2 separate regions of the Homo sapiens genome follow, and region 1 is linked to region 2. Evidence: read pairs that join two places in POLR2A ChIA-PET (ENCODE). Cell type or tissue: GM12878. All regions are shown on one strand. Each heading gives the region's core, and the rest is flanking DNA. Links, peaks and the distances in the headings are about the cores only.

Region 1 (10,577 bases), core at 2,644-7,643, 240 kb before region 2:
TATAGTGACACGATCTTGGCTCACTGCAACCTCTGCCTCCCGGGTTCAAGCTATTCTCCTGCTTCAGCCTCCTCAGTAGCTGGGGCTACAGGCGCCCGCCACCACGCTAGGCTAATTTTTGTACTTTTAGTAGAGATGGGGTTTCATCATATTGGCCAGGCTGGTCTCAAACTCCTGACCTTGTGATCCACCCACCTTGGCCTCCCAAAGTGCTGAGATTACAGGCATGAGCCACCGCACCCGGCCAACTTGGCGCAAATTCTTAACCTCTCCAAGCGTTAGTCTTTCTAACATCTAAAATGAAAATTGCCTGGAATTATTGGGCTGTATAATGTTTTAATCAAAAAGTACTGTTTCACTGCTGTCCCAAGTTATAATTTTCCTTAATACTCACTGGCAAGATGGGATATAAAATGAACTTTTAAAATCTGCCTTTTGGCTGGGCGCAGTGGCTCATGCCTGTAATCCCAGCACTTTGGGAAGCTGAGGCGGGCAGATCGCTCGAGTCCAGGAGTTTGAGACAAGCCTGGGCGACATGGTGAAACCCCCATCTCTACAAAAAATACAAAAATTAGCCAGGTGTGGTACTGCATGCCTGTGCTCCCAGCTACTGGGGAGGTTAAAGTGGGAGGATCGATTGAGCCCAGGAGCAGAGGTTGCAGTGAGTAGAGATGGTGCCACTGTACTCCAGCCTGGGCAATGTTGTCAGACCTTGTCTAAAAAAAAAAAAAAAAACCTGCCGTTTTCCTAAGACAGAAAATTTATACCTAGTATCTACTGAAAAATAGTTAATGCTATAAAGCACACAGTCACACCCAAAATAAAGATAGTTAATTTATTATAACATGGTATTACTTCAGTTGTTGATGTTGCATATCTTTGGAACACATGTTGGCAGAGAAAAAAGAGGCCTTCCCCTGATATATTCTGTCTTAATCCTGTTTTTTACCCTCTGATAGCTGCATGACACTCAAATGGTATGTCTTCTATTCAGATGTTCACAGATGATGTGCAGGAACAGCAAACAAGATGAAAAAAACTAATGAAAACTGCTCAGAAAAAAGAAAAGGTAAAAAGGACCATCTCATAGAGCAACGCATTCCTGTCACTGGAAGTGTTCAGACAAAGTGTAGAAGGTGACCTGTGAATGCTCATGTACCTTAAGCCATGGGTGATTCAGTGCTTCATAAACAGTGATCCTTTCAGCTGGATCCAGCATCAGCATGCGACGTACTAGGTCTTTGGCACTTTCAGAGATATGGCTCCACTGCCTTGGATTCATCTGAGGAGGAGGAAAGGAAAACTACATAGTTACCTTAAATGAGACATTAACATTCACTATTATTTAATATTCCTATATTGCTTCAATGTGAATAAAATTCTGAGAGCAAAGAACAGAAATTTGATTCTAAAGGCTTGCATTCTAAGAAAAGGACAAATGCAATTCTTCTGTTGTTCTTTACTACATAAGAATTTGTGTTAGTAAATATTCCATACCCATATTCTTGTTATGTAAGTGATAATATTTTCAATAATTGAAGACTAGAATGTTCATTATTCCAGTTTCTATCTTTAGATCCTTAGCTAGGGAGACTAGAATACATCGATCCAGAAAGAACTAAAATAAAACTTAAAATTTTTAAAGAAATATTTTTAAGATATGTTTTAAAAAATCGAGGTTAGCAATAATTGTGAACTGTGCAAAGTTTTTAATAGGATATTTTGGTCACTGCATATCAACTTCGGTGTTTAGGAAAAAGTATTCTACTACCGTAGGTCCCACAGAATAACAGATTTGCTTGAATACTGTCCTCAGTGAAGTTACTTTTGTCTCTTTTAGAGATGAGACAACTAAGCCACATGGTATATTGATTAAAATCAAACAAAAATAATTATGAATTGTTCAAAAGACACAGGACTTATGAGAAAGGCTGTGGATCTGTGAGCCAAGTGCTAGAAGGCTCCTGGGAAAAGGGATATGTCTGAGACCCAGAATCATTTAAAAAAAAATCAGAGTGGTTAGGGCATGGGGTTGGGAAGGCAAGTGGGGAAAGGAGACAGAGACAGAGTAGGGTCTCATTCCTTGTTCAATATCAACAGGTTTACTGATGGGGTGAGTTTATGTGAGCTACCCAGTGCCAGGACCTTCAAGCAAAGCCATGGCTTTAACAGGCAGAGACCTACATCACCTTCTAAGGAAGAAAGATGAAGAATAAACTCCACAACATTTTAAAGCCAAATGAAACTGCAGTACTTGCACTGCAGTATAAATGAATCATCACAATTTGAGCAAGGGCTAGCATTAGCTCTGACTAATGTGAGACTTTGTACTTGAAGATGGGGAGTGAAAAGTGTCTTTATGTTGGGGATAGCCCTTAAAATTGAAGTGTGCTTCATTTTTCCCCCCAACAGGCAGAATTTCAAATAGTAGCCACTTCTGCTTGTCAAATCCCATTAAGACTAATGCCATAAGGCTGTTTAATTATCATTATCCAGCCGGGCACAGTGGCTCATGCCTGTAATCCCACACTTTGGGAGGGATGAAATCCCACACTTTTCATCCTAGTGAAATTGTGGTCAACTGACCAGTTTGAAATGAGGTAAGTGATTAGACAGGGCTTGGGTAGACTTGTTTCCTCTCCCTATCCTGGAGCGAATGTGCTCTTTAAAGTCTGAATAATTTTTCCTTGACAAAGTGGTTGAGAAATCATCTGAAAGGGGTGGTAAGATTTCTGAAATGAGTAGAGGTTTAGAAGGATACTCCCTTGTCCTTTTTACAAGACAGTCCAACACAGGATTTTCTATTCCTTCAGCTGAGAAGAGTAGCTAAAACAAATTGGGGAGATTGAATCTATACGGGGGAACAAAATAAGGCTATAAAACAATCTTACTTATTTGAATACCAAACCCATAGCAGCTTAGAATCTTGCTGTGTATATACTAACTGGTTATCTGTAATAATGATATGACATTACACTTCTTATATATGGTTTGGGAAATATATTTTTGCCCTTTACAAAGAAGTTAATTGAGGTTAAGTGTTAGCATATACTCCAGTGAAACAGTATTTTCTAATGTGGTCTCACATTTGCAACTGCTGGAGGTAAAAAAAGAAAAAAAAAGTACTGCATTTAAAAGGTGTCATCAAACTTTTCTTTAAAATATCCATAGAGATCAAGAATTTTGTTAATAGTTCTTTTGCTCAGAACCATTAGGGTGATGAAATGTGGCCGGGTGCGGTGGCTCACAGCTGTAATTCCAGCACTTTGGGAGGCCGAGGCAGGTGGATCACTTGAGGCCAGGAGTTTGAGACCAGCTTGGCCAACATGGTGAAACCCCCGTCTCTACTAAAAATACAAAAATTGGCTGGGTGTCGTGGTGCATGCGCCTGTAATCCCAGCTACTCGGGAGGCTGAGTCACGAGAATCACCTGAACTTGGGAGGGGGAGGTTGCAGTGAGCCAAGATCGTGCCACTGCACTCCAGCCTGGGTGACAGAGCAAGACTCTGTCTCAAAAAAGAACCACCAAGGTGATGAAATAATTTTTTTGAAATCTATTTTTTTTTTTTTTTTGGGAAGACAGGGTCTTGCTCTGCTGCCCAGGCTGAAGTGCAGTGGTGTGATCATGGCTCATTGCAGCCTTGACCTCCCAGGCTTAGGTAATCCTGCCACCTCAGCCTTCCAAGTAGCTGAAATTACAAGTGTGTGCCACCACACTTGGCTAATTTTTGTACTCTTTGTAGAGACCAGGTCTCCCTATGTTGCCCAGGCTGGTCTTGAGCTCCTGAGCTCAAGTGAGCCCAGCTGAGATCTGCTTTAAAATAATGTAATAATATGTTGAATACAGATAAAACAAGATTGTCTGTGTTACTGAAGCTGGGAGCTCATTATACTATTCTCTCTACTATTTTTGTTCGAAATTTTTGATAATAAAAGATAGAAAAATAAATGCTGACAGAATCATATGACAGTATACTAAAAGAAAAAGGCCGAGATTCATCATAGATGGTAGAGATGGATCTATACTTCAAACTAAGGTGGTGAAAACCTAGGCTTTTTGTAAGGAAAGTCCTGAAGATAAATGAGAGGTGAGGTTAGCCAAGTAAAAAAGTAAATAAATTATTAACCTCAAAGCTTCAAACCCCAGGTACAAAAAAAAATTATGATGTAGCTGCCACCATCCATCTGACTTACTATAATACTAGGAAGAGGGAATTTTTAAATGACTTAATTTTTGCACATATGTGAATAGTCTAAGTCTTTTTACCAAGAAACAAAAATAACTATTCAATGTTTTAAAAATAGACGAAATAAAATACCAGAGTCTGTTGGAATGAAGCACATTGCCTTGGAAACTAGGAAGTTAACAACTGAACAAACACAAAGGAAGAATTCTATTATTAGCAAATGCCTATAACTCAAAAACGCAGGTGGGGGATTATTATTATATGGTACCTACCTCACAAGTTGCTGTGAGGGTTAAATGAATTAAACTATTCTAAGCACTTTACTTATGTAAAGTATGCTATGCTATGTGCTATGCCTGAGTTAGCTATCATTATTGCTAGTATTATTATTATGCTGATGTATCACTAATCATGTTTCTTTTAAAACGTTAGTATCTGTGATTTCACTTGGCTAAATTCAACCAGAATTTGGCTGTGCATTCCTGAGAGCAACTTACAACTTCCCTGGATTGAAGAGGGATGACTACTTACAAGCAGTTTCCTGAGACATTTAGTTACCTGGTAAGTATTGATTTTATTCCCCAGTGGCCAGCTGACTCTGGGAGGAGCAGAATATGCTACACTGAAAACATCTTTCTCTGTTAACAGAGTTTTGGTATATATCTTAAACTAACTAAAACAAAAGACAAACTTATATGCACTCATAAACTGATGGTGAGTGAGGTAAATAAACCAACAAAAGTATATACCATTCTCATCTCCATAAACTTCAGTTATGGCTTAAAAGGATAAGACTGTAACTCTGGAACCACTTTACTTTTCTTCTTTTTAAATTTTATTTTTCCAAGTCCCATATAAAATTCTAACATTACCGAGGAATTGAAGAGAAAACTTTAGGGGCCTCATAGTTTTAGAGTCCAGTGTTACATACACATGTTTTTGGTTTTATGTTGTCAGTCATGGCTGAAAATGAAACAGTGATGAGGTTGAATAGAAAGTATGAGTTTCAGTAATAATGAGAGGAAAAAGAATTTCCCCAACTTAAACAGCCTTAACCTGATACCCAGACACACACATCCCCATGCTTCCCATGCCCAGCCTCCTAGTCACTGTCAGTCGTACCTTGTGGGACAGGGCAAAGGAGTCTAAAAGCTGGGGTAGTGAAATCAACTTTAAGCTTACTTATTTCCAAGAAGTCCTTAGGTGTTTGTGATATCGCTATTCATAAAGTCAGTAATGAATTTTCAATTTTTTACTAGTTAAAGTAATGATTTACTAATCACAAGTCTGTGATAGTACATGAGGCTGCCAACACCTAATAGCCAAAGAAGAATAGGAATGTTTAAGCCACACTGAAATGCCTCTATATTGTATCATGAAATGCAGTTGTCATCCTGGCATTTCAGTTTATCCTGGAATGTAAATGGCAAATGTTTTCAGCTGTGCTGGCCTAAATTTAAAATTAAGATAAAGAATGACTAAAATTATACCTGGATGAAATTCCATTTTAACTTTACAAATTAAGCAGAAGGCTTTAAAAATGAAGCCCCTTTCTCAAATTACACAAAGAAGGTTCATAAATGTTTTCTTCACCAGGGTGATAGCTCAGCTGACAATGACTCAGAAATTTACTTGAGGCCTATGTTGCCTACCAAGGCCACTGGATCAATGATGTAAGCAAAGACCTTTTCTCTGATGGGGTAACTACCTGGCAGTCAATTAGTGGGCAAAGACAGACAGTAACTTCAAAAAAACATTTTTCAGGATAAATTAATCTCAATGGAAAAAGAAAATGTTCATGATGCATTACCTTATATTTTCCTTTAATAATGCCTTCAAACAATCTTTCCTTGGTTCCGTAAAAAGGCAAACAACCACTGAGCAGGATAAAAAGGATCACACCGCACCCCCAGACGTCTACAGGCTTTCCGTAAGGCTCTCTTTTGACCACTTCTGGTGCCATAAAATGAGGTGTTCCAACACGTCCTACATTTAAAACAACATTAAGGAAAAATGTTTACATAAAATGGGATTTTCACTTGAAAACTAAAAATAATAGAACAATAACAATCCAAATAAAAAGTTTACCAATACATATACTCTCACCACTCCTCCACCTCTCCATAAAATCAAGTTCACATAGGTGAAAAAAATTACTTATCTAATTGCTTCCTGAAAACATTGAGCCCAGAATAGGTATTCTGTCTTGTACACTGGCACTCCCTATTGAATTCTGCATGCTACGTAGTAGGTATTTATGTGGTTCTTACCTCATGAAGAAGTTTAAATTTTCTAATTTTCACATGGTTGAAAGTCACCAAATATATAGAGCAGAGGCAGGTGAAAGAGTCAACAGGCAGAGCCTGTAGCTGTCCAGGAAAGAGTTGGGAGGCCTACCCTGGGCAGAGGCAGAGGCAGGGGAAAGGAGAGGAGGGGGCAGGAAGTCATGAGAAAAAAATCGGTGGAAAAAAGATGACTTGACTGCCAAATGGAAATTCCCCAATGAAACCAAATGCTGAGAACTGTTATTTGAAATATGAATTTGACTCTGAAATCCTGTTCAGTTGATTTTATGGGTTAATTATAGCAATTAACAATAGTTAGTAATATTTTGTTATAGTAGGAGTTTTTAGCTTCCTCCTAACATTAACATATGAAGAGAATGAGAGCAAATATATGGCATAAACAAAAGCAAAATTATGAAGCTCCTCCCATTCAATCCTCTTTGACTTTCATCTTCTTTAAAGAGTTTTCTTTTGTTTCTCTATCAAAAATTAGCTTTCTGTAAGGAATCTGATACTAGCTGTTTGCACATTCATAACTATCTTTAACTCAGTATCCCAAAAGAAGTCTTCTATTGTGGAATGAAAGGCTTGTACCCGGCAGGAAGATCACTGTGGGATGGGGCACTGCCCACTAGACTTGGCAGCTCTTCTAGATATATGCAAGCCCAGCCACCTCCCTTCCTCCCTCTGTCTCTCTCTTTCATCATACTGAGTTCAAGATAATTTTTAGTTTGAAGATTGTGCAATACTTTATCTAGAACTCAGAACTGTGGTTTTAAAAGACCTTAGAGATCTTCTGGTTCAGCTAGAGAGAATATATCAAGTTCTGTTCATGATTATGAAACTCAGTTGGGATGCAGAAAGATAAAAGAGCTCTTAGCTTGTGTATCAGGATGTACCTTTGCTGCAGATCATATGGTTTCCCTTCCTCCCCCCATAATAGAAAAGCTTAAGTTCAGGGTTCCAGTAGTGAAAATATTTTCATTTAAAATGTACGATAGATCAGTGAAAACTATTGACTAGAAGGACCTGGCTAGAGAAATACTTTTATTTCTGTATTGCCCCATTTTGCTTCCTCAAGTAACACGAAGAAGCTGCAGGGATGGGAACTAAGCCTTCCATACTTCATTAATAGCCTGGACAGGGAGGGGCCACTGGAGAATTAGCCTTGTTCTGATGGACAGGAGCTAGCAGGAGTAGGGGAAACCAGTATCATTCAATTGGTACCAGGGTACCAGTTAGGTACCTGCTGACAGTTTGGATGATGCTTTGAAACTCAACTTGACTCCTACCACTTCCTGGGCCAAGCCACTCAAAATGGGGGCCTTAACTTGGGAATAATCAGAGCGACCATGGCCAGTCCCAGCCATCCTGAGAAGGTTCTCTCCATTTAGCTAGACGAAGACTACCCAATTCTGGAGAATTAGTGTTCAATCTTCGGGAAGATGCCTGTTGTTTGGTTCAATAATTTGCTCACAGATGATAGGGGAAAAACCATGGTAGAAAGAATGTAGAGGAAGGCTCTTTTATTTCATGTAAATCAGTAGAAGGTAAAAAGGACTGGAGTTAATCTTTAATATACACCAACTTCCTAAAAATCCTTGTTTTTGCTGATACTTCTTCTTGACTTTTAGGACTTTGACCACAAAATTTTAAGAAAAGGAAACAAATTAGCAAACTAAATTAAATGGCAGTTTGAGATATTTTGGACAAATATTTAAATATTATATATTTTGATAATACAATAAAACCTTCCTACCAGAATCTCAGGGGGAGAATTGTTCTGAATAGCTACATTTTTAAATACATTGTGATTTGAATCTTTATGCGCACAATCCTTTTTGTTTTAATAATTTTTTTGCAGAGTCTCACTATTTTCCCCAGGCTAGTCTCAAACTCCTGGGCTCAAGCGATCCTTCTGCCTTGGCCTCTCAAGTAGCTGGGATTACAGGTGTGAGTCACAGTGCCCACCTTAGTTAAATAATTTTGTATGGCTTTCTACAATTTCCTGACTTCTTTTACACAGAATGCTGCTCATAATTTAACCTTTTCTTGATGACTCAGAGTTGTCATTGTAGATACTGATTAAAGACCTAGGCTGTAGAACAGAAAGCACCCTCAGGAACTTCAGAGGTATGCAAGAGTTGATTTCTTTCATATTGAAAGGCTGTTGCGCTTTCCAAGTTTTGGTGTCTGCTCAGTATATATCATATATATTTTTGTCAGGCTTTTATTTCTTTTCTCTCACTATGCTTTAGTTCTGCGTTCTCCTAATTTGTTGCTTTTATAATCTGCTATTAACTAGAACCTGACTAGCAACCAGTTTATTTCATTTAATAGCAATTTCCTAAGTGCTTGCTAGGTCCTAGATACCCTCAGCCATGGTCCCCCTTACTCTTACAAATCACAGTCTTTGATGTAAGTCCCTGCATCCAATGCTACATGGAGGTATGTAGCCCAGATAGTTATGGGAATATAGAGAGAAGGAATAGGGCTATCCAACTCGGGATGGTGAAGGTAAGCCTGCTTTAAAGAGGAGATAATTGTTAGCTCAGCCTTCCAGAACAGTAGGAGTTAACCAGATAGATAAAATAACAAAAGGCACTCCAACTAGAAGGAATAGCATGTGCAAGGTATGAAGGAACACGAATCTATACAACTTTTTAAAACATGGGAGCAAGTCAGCCTTAGAGAGTGTCTTTAGATGCTCAATTGTGAGGAGCATGAGTGGATTTTTAAGGGTAGGAATAATTTTGCTGCTATTGTAGTTATTTTCTAGGTTTCTAGTTGTATTCTGGATAAGTAAGTTTCCTAAATAGCTGAGTTTCAGGTAGGGGGAGTGTAAATATGTTTAAATGATTTTTACTATATGCAACATATAAAGAAATGAATTCCTTTCTATTTGGAGGACTAGGGACTGGGATTTCAAACTGACAGGAAAATGGCTTTCTGCTTTAAAGTTGATAAATAATTAAATGATTGACGGAATTTCTTTCTTTTTTTTTTTGAGATAGGGTCTTGCTCTGTTGCTCAGGCTGGAGGGCAGTGGTGCGATCTCAGCTCACTGCAGCCTCTGCCTCCCGGGTTCAAGCGATCCTCCCATGTAGCTGGGAATACAGGCTCTTGTCACCATGCCTGGCTAATTTTTGCATCTTTTTGGAGAAATGGGGTTTCGCCATGTTGCCCAGGCTGGTCTTGAACTCCTGGGCTCAATCTGCCCGCCTCAGCCTCCCAAAGTGCTGGAATTAGAGGCATGAGCCACCGTGCCCAACCTTAATTACCAAAATTTCAAAAGTACCTTAAACAGCAGAAAAGCTTTTTCTAAGAGAAATAATTTATCTCTAATTTATTCATATTCTATTTTTTAAAACGTAACATTCAGTTATTTCAAGAATACAAAAAAAGGTGTGCTAAGAAATGACAATATTTTGACCATCAGGAAGTATTTTAATTCTAGAAGCATGGAGAAAAATACATTTTGAATACTGACATACCAGCGGTGGGCGGTGGGGGGGAGTTCAAAATTAGCTTTAAAAATAAACAATTTAGGTGAAAGGTTCATGGACTTTAGAAAAAGATTAATATGGAGAAAATGTCCAGGTAAACATAATGCATCTATTTTCCCCCCCAGTCAAGATGTACAATAAAATACGAAGAACATGACATTCTAAATACCAACAGGATATAGATCCAGAGCAACAGAAACAAAGTCATTATATATGGCCAGTATATAACATATAAAATAAATTCATTTCATTTCATCCCATTAACCTTGGTAATATAATCATCAGAAATTATTTGTTATAATTACGTAGTCTTAACATAGAAATGATCTGTATAAGTACCAGAATTGAGAGAGTTAGCTTAACAGTGACATTTGTTTAAAAAATAATTTAGGATTTTCACTTGATTACAAGATCAGTATGAACCATCAGTGCTATGTAGTTGTCCAAAAAGCTAATGCAATTTGGGGAACTCGAGGGAAATTTAAGGCCCAGAACACAAAAAAGTGATAGCCCAATGCTACTGTGCACTGGATCGGCTGTACTGTACTACCTGTAGTTAGAGTGTTCAGTTCAGGCCCTGTACTTTGTGGATACTGAAG
Region 2 (10,577 bases), core at 1,819-6,818:
AACCTCTTAGAAATGAATTATATATTTTTGATTCTATTGTAGATCAGACTTTCTTGATTTCTTTCTCAGTTCATTGCTAGTGCATACAAATGCTATTGTTTTTAATTTTTAATTTTTATGGGTACGTAGGTGTAGAGATTTATAGGGTATGTGAGATATTTTGATAGAGGCACAATAATCACATCAGGGTAAATGGGATATCCATTACCTCAAGCACTTATCATTTCTGTGTGTTACAAATATTCCAATTATACTCTTCTAGTTATTTTCAAATGTACAATAAATTATTGTTGACTGTAATCACCCTGTTGTGCTATCAAACACTAGATTTTATTCATTCTATCTAACTATATTTTGGTGACCATTAACCATCCCTACTCCCTCCTCCCCCACTATTAATTTTTGTAGGTTGACTCTGTATCTGCCACTTTAGTGAATTTGCTTATTAGTTTTAACAGGTTTTTTTGGTGGAGTTTTAAGAGTTTTTGATATATAATTTTAAGTCATCTGCAAACCGAAAATTTTATTTCTTCCTTTCTGATTTGGATGCATTTTTCTTGTGTACTCTGGCTAGGACAGACTTCCCATATTATCCCGACTATAAGTGGTGAGAGTGGATATCCTTGTCTTCCTAATCTTAGAAAAAAGGCTTTCAGCTTTTCAGTATTGAGTGTTGATGTTAGCTGTGGGCCTGTCATATACAGCCTTTATTGTGTTAAGGTATGTTCTTTCTACACCTAATTTCTTGAGAGTTTTATCATGAAAAGATTTTGAATTTTGTCAAACATATTTTCTGCATCTATTGAGATGATCATATGGTTTTTGTACTTTATTCTGTTAATGTGATTTATCAATTTGTATATGTTGAACCATCCTTGCATTCCAGGGATAAATCTTCTTTGATCATGCTGTATAGTCCCTTTTTTTCTCCCATTCATGCTGTCAGAAATTTATTAAAAAGCAAATGAAGTGTGATAATAGTTTTTAAGTGAATTTGACAGGTAATGAAGAAAAAAGGTAAAGTCATGTAGTTGATGAATTAAACACTTAGAAATTATAAAATTACTCATTTCAGAGCTCAAAGGGACTTTAGAAACTAATGGAGCCAACCTTCCCATTTTCCCATTGAAAAAAACCTAAAGACCAGAGAAGTAAATTTATTTTGTTAAGGTCACACAGTAATATTTTGAGCTTCCTGTACACTAAGAGGTAGTGATGATCAAGAAGAAACCAACCATAGAGAAAAGAGTCTCTTCAGATATATCTGTTGTACCAAGCATGCATGATTTTAATATGCAGTTGAATTCGGCTTGCTAGTATTTTGTTGAGGACTTTGGCATCTATATCCATCAGGAATTTTTTTCTTGTATTTTCTGTAATTTTCTTTTCTTGTACTGTCCTTGTCTAGCTTTAGCATCAGGGTAATGCTGGCTTCATAAAATGAGTTTGGAAGTATTCCCTCTTCAATTTTTTGGAAGAGTTTAAAATGGACTGGCATTAATTCCTCTTTACAGGTTTGACAGAATTTGCCACTGATGCCATAGGTTCTGGGAGTTTCTTTTGGGGGAGGTTTTTGATTACTAAGTCAATCTCCTTTCTCATTATAGGTCTGTTCAGATTTTCTATTTCTTCATGATCCAGTCTTGATAGGCTGTATTTTTAGTAATTTGTCAATTTCTTCTAGGCTATCAAATTTGTTGGTATATAATTGTTTATAGTAGTCTCTTATAAACCTTTGTATCTCTTTAAGTTGCAATGTCTCTTTTATTTATAATTTTGAGTCTTCTCTTTTTCTCAGTCTAGCTAAAGATTTGTTGATTTTACTTTTCAAAAAACCAACTCAGTTCTGTTGATAACTTCTATTGTTTTTCTAGTCTCTATTTCATTTATTTCTGCATTGATCTTTATTATTTCCTTCCTTTTTTGGCCTCGAGCTTAGTTTGTTCTTTTTCTAGTTCCTCAAGGTGTAAAGTTAGGTTGTCTATTTGAGATCTTTCTTTTTTCTTCATGTATTGCTATTTATCATTATAAGCTTCTCTCTTCGAACTGCTTTCATGGCATCCCATAAGTTTTGGTATGTTGTGTTTCCATTTTCATTTGCCTCAAGATTTTATTTTCCTTACAATTTCTTCTTTGATCCACTGGTTGTTCAGGAGTGTGTTGTCTACTTTCCACATATTTAGGAATTTTCCGTTTTCTTTTGATTTCTAGTTTCATACCACTGTGGTCAGAAAAAAACACTTGGTATGATTTCAATCTTCTTAAATTTGTTAAGACTTGTTTTGTAGCCTAACATATCATCTATCCTAGAGACTGGTCCATGCACACTTGAAAAGAACATCGTATTCTGCTACTGTTGGATAAGATATTCTGCAGATGACTCTTAGATCCATTTGGCCTACAGTGTAGTACAAATCTGCTATTTCCTTATTGATTTTCTGTGCATTGTTGAAAGTGGGGTATTAAAATCTGCTAGTATTATTGTATTGCTATCTACTTCTCTCTTCACTTCTATTAATATTTGCTTTATATATGTAAATGTTCTGATGTTGGGTGCATATATATTTTATAATTGTTGTATCGTCTGGATGAATTGACCCCTTATCATTATAAAATTATCCTTTTTGTCTCTTGTGACAGTTTTTGACTTAATAGTCTATCTTGTTTTATATAAATATAGCCACCTCTATTTCTTTTGGTTACCATTTGCACAGAATATCTTTTTCCACTTCACTTCCAGCCTATGTGTGTCCTTAAAACTAAAGTGAGTTTCTTGTAGGTAGCATATGGTTGAGTCTTATTTCTTTTTATCCAGTCATTCATTCTGTGTCTTCTGATTGAAGAATTTAAGCCATTTAAAGTAATTATTGATGGGTAAAAACTCACTACTGATACCTTGTTTTCTGTTTTGTAGTTCCTTTGTTCCACTCTTCCTCTCTTGTCCCTTCCTTTCTGATTTGATGATTTCTCTGTAAGAGAATGCTTTGATTCCTTTATCTTTTGTGAATCTACTACAGATTTTTTCTTTGTGCCATGAGGTGTACATAAACCATCTTATAATTATAAAATATCTTACATTGATAACTTCAACCACATATAAAAGTACGACACTTTTTCTCCTCTGCCCCACTATTATTGATGTCACAATTTACAGCTTGTATATATTGCATATCAACAAATTATTGCAACTATAGTCATTTTTAATATTTGTCTTTAACTTTTATAATAGAATTAAGAGAGATTTATGCACCATCATTACAGCATTAGAGTATTTTGAATTTAACTATATTCTTACTTTTATAGTGAGTTTTACACTTTCATATGTTTTCGTGTTGTTAGAGTCCTTTTGTTTCAACTTGAAGAACTCCCTTTAGCATTTCTTGTAAAGTAGGTCTAGTGGGACATGAACTCCCACAGGGAAGTCTTTATCTCTACTTCATTTCTGAAAAACAGCCTTTCCAGGTATATAATACATGGTTGGCAGGTTTTTTGTTTTGTTTTTTTTTTTTTTCTTTCAGCGCTTTGAATATATCATCCCATTCTCTCCTGGCCTGGAAAGTTTCTGCTGAGAAATCCACTGATAGTCTTATAGAGGTTTCCTTGTAGGTGATGGTTTGCTTTTCTCTTGATGCTTTTGAAATTATCTTTGACTTTTGAGAATTTGATTATAAAGTGTCTCAGTGAAGATCTCTTTAATCTAGTTGGAGGTTCTTTGGACTTCATGGATCTGGATGTTCATTCATGTCTCCAGATTTGGGACATTTTCTGTCATTATTTCTTTAAGCTGTCTTCCCCTTTTTCTTTCTCTGCTTCATCTGGAAATCTCATATGCATTTATTGCTTTGTTTGATGGTACCTCATAACTCCCATAGGCTGTCTTCACTCTTTTTCATTTAGTTGTCTTTTTCTTCCTCTAACTGGGTAGTTTCAAATGACCATCTTTGAGCTCACTAATTTTTTCTTCTACTTCAAGTCTACTATTGAAGCTTTCTGTGGAATTTTTCAGTTCAGACACTGTGTTCTTCAGCTCTAGAATTTCTGTTTGGTTCTTTTTTTTTTTTTTTTTGAGGTTTCCTTGTTGAACTTCTCATATTGTTTGTGTATTATTTTCCTGATTTTGTTGTCCATCTATATTCTCTTTTAACTCACTGAACTTCTTTTAAGATGATTATTTGATTATTTTGAAATCTTTTTTTTTTTTTTTTTTTTTTTTGAGATGGAGTCTTGCTCTGTCAGCCAGGCTGGAGTGCAGTGGCATGACCTCGGCTCACTGTGACCTCTGCCTCCCAGGTTCAAGCAATTCTCCTGCCTCAGCCTCCCGAGTAGCTGGGATTACAGGCGCATGCCATGACACCTGGCTAATTTTTGTATTTTTAGTAGAGATGAGGTTTCACCATGTTGGCCAGGCTGGTCTCAAACTCCTGACCTCAAGTGATCCACCCACCTTGGCCTCCCAAAGTGGTGGGATTAGAGATGCGAGACACTGCACCTGGCCTTGAATTCTTTATCAGTCAATTCATAGATGTCCATTTCTTTATGACTGGTTACCGGTGCTTCATTTTGTTCCTCTGGTGATGTCATGTTTCCCTGATTATCGGTGATCCTTGCAGTTTTGCATTAGTGTCTGCACATTTTACAAAGCAGGCACTTGGCTGGGCATGGTGGTTCACGCCTGTAATCCCAGCACTTCAGAGGCCAAGGCGGGTGGGTTGCTTGAGGACCAGCTTGGGCAACTTGAAGAAACCTTGTCTCTACAAAAAATACAAATATTAGCCAGGCCTGTTGGCACTTGCCTGTGGTCCCAGCTACTCAGGAGGCTGAGGCAGTAGGATTGGCTGAGGCAGTGGTATTGCTTGAGCCTGAGAGGTCAAGGCTGCAGTGAGCTGTGATCACTCCACTATACTCCAGCCTGGGCAACAGAGTGAGACCCTGTCTCAGAAAAAAAAAAAAAAAGAAGAAGAAGTAGGCACTTGCAGTCTTCACAGACTGGCTTTGGCAGGAAAAGCCTTTTACCAGTCAGCCTGTCCAGAAATTCCGGAGGGCTGTCTGGCAGGGGGGCTTGCTGCTGGAGTTTTCAGGTGGGCTATCCTGAAACTTGGGTCCATTAGGACAGGCCTACGGCTTGAGTTTGCTAGGGTGGATCTCAATCCTGGTGTGCATGGGGAACAGCCTAGTGCCAGGGTCCACTCAGGTAAGCCTGTCAAGCCTGTCAGCTGGGCATGCAGGGCAGGCCTAAAGCCTGTATTCACAGGGGCCAGTGTGAATCCTGGGTCCATAAAGCTCAATCTGGTGCTGCACTGGGCCTTGAGCCTGAGTCTTAAGGGACTAGCCTGGTGCTAGAATGAGCCTGGCACCTGGATTCAAGGACGCAGGCTTGGTGCCTGGGATCACGAAGGTAGGCCTGAAGACTGGGTCTGCAGGGGCAGGCCTGGAGTCTGAGACAACCAGGGATGATCCTGGAGCCCGGATCCGCCAGGGTGAGTCTGGAGGCCAAGTCTGCTGGGGTGGGTTTGGAACCTGAGTCCATGGATGGTGGGCCTGGGTCCTGGGTCCACTGCAGCATGGAGCCATGGAGACTAGTATGTGTACATATATATTAGGTCTACATAAACTATCAATCAAGTTAAAGGGCATAATGACATTTTTATACATGGTGTATTCATAATTTCCTACTACTGTTGTAATAAACTACCACAAACTTAGTGGCTTTAAACAACACAAATTTATTCTCTTACAGTTCTGATCAGAGGTCAGAAATCTCAAATCAAGATGTTGGCTTCAGGGGAGAAGCTTTTCCATGTTCTTGAAGCTGCCTGCATTCCCCGGTTTGTGGCCCTCTTCCTCCATCTTCAAAGTGCATCACTCCAAACTCTGGTTGATTCCATTGTCGTGTCTCCTTTTACTTACTTTGACCCTCCTGCCTTCCTCTTATAAGGACCCTTGTGATTAAACTGGGTCCATCCAAATATTCTGGGATAATCCCCCATCTCAAAATCCTAAATTTAATAAGATCTGCAAAGATCCTTTTACCATGTAAAGTAACATACTCACAGGTTCTAGTAATTAGGATGTGTACATCTTTGGTGGGCCATGATTTAGCCTACTACATGTAGTCTCAAAATTTGCTTCCCATTAAACCTTTCTTCAGAAGCTACAGGAGTACATGCTCCATATAAAACCAGAGAGTAAACTGATGTTAGCATAAAGTTAGAAAATATGACCTCAGAATCAGGCAAAGCCATGAAAGCACTTCAGAATTCAATCAGGTATCTTTTTACCATTAAGGGTTTTATGAGCAGAAAAATATAAAAACATGGCAGTATCTCATCAGGTTCAAAAAGCTTAAGCAGAAAAACATATGAAGAGGCAAAGAAAGGCAAAGTTCAGTCAGGTACTGTAGCAGTGTGGGTGGGGATTAAAGAAGGCTGTGAATGGAAAGGAGATAATGTATAAATGGGAGCCAAGGGCCTGGACTAGAAGACCACTTCCCTGTTAGAGTCACCAACACAGCAGCTATGAATTGGGCTCAATGTGTCATAGTGTCACAACAAGAATCCTGTCAGCATTCTTGCTTATATCTTGCGACATTATGTAACCTTAACCAGGTGAGAGAGTAGCCCCTAAAACTGTGGTATCAGATAGCTTCACAAAGGAAGAGAGATGTGCACCACACTTTCAGGTAAGTGGGGCCAGTAAATGTGTGCACATGCACATACTAGTGTTGGGAGACGGCAGAAGGAGGAAGGAGGGCTAGCATCTGCTATGGCACAAAAAGAACTGTGCATTTAGGGTACTGAAAATAGCTCTAGTGGGCTAGCAACAAAGTGGGAGTGAAGGATGGTTGGTAAGAAAATCAAATACCATAAACAGAGGTAAACAATGTAACAGAGATTATGTACCTAGGTTAGAAATTTTGCTCTACCCTTACTACACAAATATCTTAAAACTCATATAATTCAATTATAAAACATGAGTATAACAGTACCTACCACAGGCATTTGTTTTGAGAATAAAATGAAAATCATGTTGAGGACTCCTAGTAGAACAGTCAAAGGGCAACAAAGGGTAAAATTACCCCAAAGTAACATTTCTTCAGAACATAATCTGTTCTCCACTCCCTGTGTTTTTTAGACTGGTTTTTCTTCCTTTATTTTTTGGTCTCAGATTGAGACTCTTAGATCAGTGCTGTCTAACAGAACTTTCTGTGATGATGGAAACGTTCTAAATCTGCACTGTCTACCATGCAGTCACTAGCCACATGTAGCTACTGAGCAACTGAAATGTGGCTAAAGTAACTAAGGAACTGAATTTTTAAAAATAACATTTATTGAGATATAATTCATACCATAAAATTCACCCTTTTTAAGTATACAATCTGGTGGTTTTTAGTATATTCACAAAGTTGTGCCTTGATCACTAAGAACTACCTAAATTCCATTAAAATTTTCATAACCTCAGAATGAAACCCCATACCTATTAGTAGTCACTGCCCACACTCTCCTCCTCCCAGTCCCTAGTAAATACTAATCTAGTGTCTATATCAACAGATTTACCTACTGAGGCCATTTCTTAAAAATGAAATCATACAATATGTGGTCTTTTGTGTTTGGCATCTTTTACTCAGCATAATGTTTTTGAAGTTAATGCATGTTGCACCATGTATCTGTACTTTATTTCTTTTTTTGGGGAAAGGAAGTCTTTATACACAGATGATATGATCATCTATGTAGACTATCCAATGCAATATACATCATTCTACTAGAATAAGTGAATCTAGCAAAGTTGCAGGACATAAGAGTAACATACAAAAAATCAATTACATTTCTATATACTAACAACAATCAATCAGAAATTCAAATGAAAAACAGATTTACCACAGCATAATATATGAAATATTTAAGAATGTGACAAAAGATGTACAAGACTTGTACTTTTAAAACTACAAAACACTGCTGAGAGAAATTAAACAATACCCAAATAATAGAGATATACCTTGTTCATACATTGGATGACACAATAATTTAAGCTATCAATTCTTCCCAAAGTGATCTTTTTTTTTCCTCTTTCCAACTTTTATTTTAGGTTCAGGGGATACATATTACATGGGTAAATTGCATATCACAGGGGTTTGGTGTACAGATAATTTTGTCACCCAGGTAATCAGCATAGTATCCTACAATTTTTCGATCCTAATGCTCCACCCTCAAGTAGGCCCCAGTGTCTACTGTTCCCTTCTTTGTGTCTGTGTGGGCTCAATGTTTATCTCTTACTTATAAGTAAGAACATGTGGTATTTGGTTTTCTCTTCCTGTGTTACTTCACTCAGAATAATGGCCTCCAGCTCCATCTATGTTACTGCAAAGGATATAATCTTATTCTTTTTTATGGCTGCATAGTATCCCACAGTATATATGTACCACATTTTCTTTAACCAGTCCACTGTTGACAGGCATCTAGGTCAATTACATGCCTTTGCTATTATGAATAGTGCTGTGATGAACATACACATGCGTCTTTATCTTAATTTATTTTATAGTTGAATGATATTCCATTGTGTGCAACTACCACATTTTGTTTATCCATTCATCCATTAATGGACACTGGGGTTGTTTTCACCTTTTGGCTATTATGAAATGCTGCTATGAATGTTCATGTATAAGTTTCTGTGTAAATATACATTTTTAATTCTCTTGGGCACATACCTAGGAATGGAATTGTTGGGCTGTATGGAAACTCTATATTTAACTTTTTGAGGAACTGCCAGTGTGTTTTTCAAGGTGGCTGCAACATTCTACATTCCCACCAACGTACGAGAGATCCAATTTCTCCACATCCCTGCCAACCCTTGTTATTGTCTTTTTGATTCTAACCATCCTAGTGCACATGAAGTGGTATTTCATTTGGTCTTGATTTGCACTTCCATAATGACTTGATGTTGAGCACCTTTCCGTGTATTTATTGGTCATTTATAAATCTTTTTTGGAGAAATGTCTGTTCAGTGAATTTTAAATTTTAATTTTAATTAACTTGAAATAGCCACATCTGGCTAGTGGCTACAATATAAAGCAGACGGCAGGATTTGGCCTATGGCCCCTTCGCTTTGCCTAAGGCTGGGTGGGACTAGCTAGGTGACTGATTAGGAAGCTCTCAAAAATTACTGTTGATGTTGAAAACAATTCATGCTCACTGCACACCTGCAAGTCTCCAAGGACTTCATACTCACTATCTTATTTAATCTTCAAACAATACTATCAGTTAAAGTCTACTGTCTCCATTTTACAAGCAATGAAATCGTTTTAGATAGATCAAGTAAGCCAGTCATTAGTAATTCCACTCACTATAAAATTCTCCATTCCATTTCAACCTTAGAAACTTCTTTTCTTCATCTAATTAGAGCATTGGTCTTACAGATCTCAACTAGGGAAACCAGGTATTATTCAGGATTCCACTACTATGTTCGGCATATACTATACAATTCTATGTCTACTAACCTATTTCAAAAGAACATTATGAGAACTAAATGGTTTTGAAGCAGCAAGATATTAGCACTAAAAGAAAATATGAACTTCTGACTTTGTGCATTATAGGCCATAAATTTTACCTTTTCTAATGTGTTCAGTCACTTCTTCCCCTTGTTTGAACTGATTCAACTATATACTGAACATCTACTATGTACCAGACACTACTCTAGGTTGTAGAGATACAACAATGACTATGATAGCCAAGAATCCTGACCTAATGAAGCTCAAAATATGTATTAAACATATGGTTTTAAAAGTACACAAGTTCCAATAAGTTTATGTCACATGGAGGCCTTGTTGTAGTATCTATTTCACAACGAACCTTATCCAATACTGCAGCATAAGTACCCTTAAATAATACTCTCTGCCTACTAAAAAATTTGAGTCTGAACACTATAGCCTTTAAAATGGTTCAAAATCTACACATTTGGCAGAACTTTTCTACAGCAGTTGCTACTCTGGAAGTAGCACCCGGCTCCTAAGCACAGCCAGCTGCCAAGGAACCCAGGGAAATTATTAAAGCTTACCTCTAGCTCTTGGGGCTGCCCCAGCCTCCTATGCACATGAGGGCAGGACAACACAGAAAGAGTCACCACAGCATTTCTCCTGCCTAATGCATGGCATGATTTCCCAAGCTTTCATCATCACCTACCGCTGACCCCTATTTCAGGTAGATAAAACAGAAATGAGGAGGTTGTTCAGATGATTCATGTGGGTGGCTATTGTGCTAGCTGGGACAGTAACACTGCTCTTTTTTTAAAGAGTTCACATTTTATTCACTGCTATAAATAACAATTTAGTTTTTAAAATACTGCATTTCCAACACTATACTGCAGAAGACAGTAAAGCTCAAATTTTCCAGTAGATAGGTTGCCTTTGGCGACAGACCTAAGTAACCACATTCTGAGGGATGGCCTTTGCCTGACCCCTCTTCTCATTGTTCCTCACCTCTGGGATGAGTAAGCAGGGCAAAAGGTATGAAGTAAGTTGATTGGGAAAGCCTAAATTAAATGTCTAACTCAATCATTTCTAGTCTCAAACTCACTATTTCCTGTAT

The links. ChIA-PET counts read pairs that join two places held together with the same protein. Peaks named below come from ENCODE experiments on the same cell type or tissue, not always from the same donor. Only the 100,000 strongest peaks of a DNase experiment are listed, where the experiment ranks them.
Region 1: POLR2A ChIA-PET joins it to region 2 with 15 read pairs; 2 of 35 experiments call an interaction of 5 or more read pairs at or near these places.

What each region holds. Positions count from the first base shown.
Region 1 is chrX:41,659,280-41,669,856 of GRCh38, forward strand. CASK (calcium/calmodulin dependent serine protein kinase) reads right to left here. Exons shown (of 27, transcript NM_001367721.1): 7 at 5,998-6,173; 8 at 1,160-1,282. LOC124905180 (a long non-coding RNA gene) reads left to right here. Exons shown (of 3, transcript XR_007068219.1): 3 at 995-1,392. Among named protein-coding and RNA genes, the nearest start is that of GPR34, 24 kb to the right of the region's middle. In GM12878, for the core only: no CTCF peak of the experiment used is centred there; a DNase peak (open chromatin) is centred at 5,216.
Region 2 is chrX:41,896,551-41,907,127 of GRCh38, forward strand. All of the region lies in intron 1 of CASK (calcium/calmodulin dependent serine protein kinase), which reads right to left. Among named protein-coding and RNA genes, the nearest start is that of CASK, 22 kb to the right of the region's middle. In GM12878, for the core only: no CTCF peak of the experiment used is centred there; no DNase peak of the experiment used is centred there.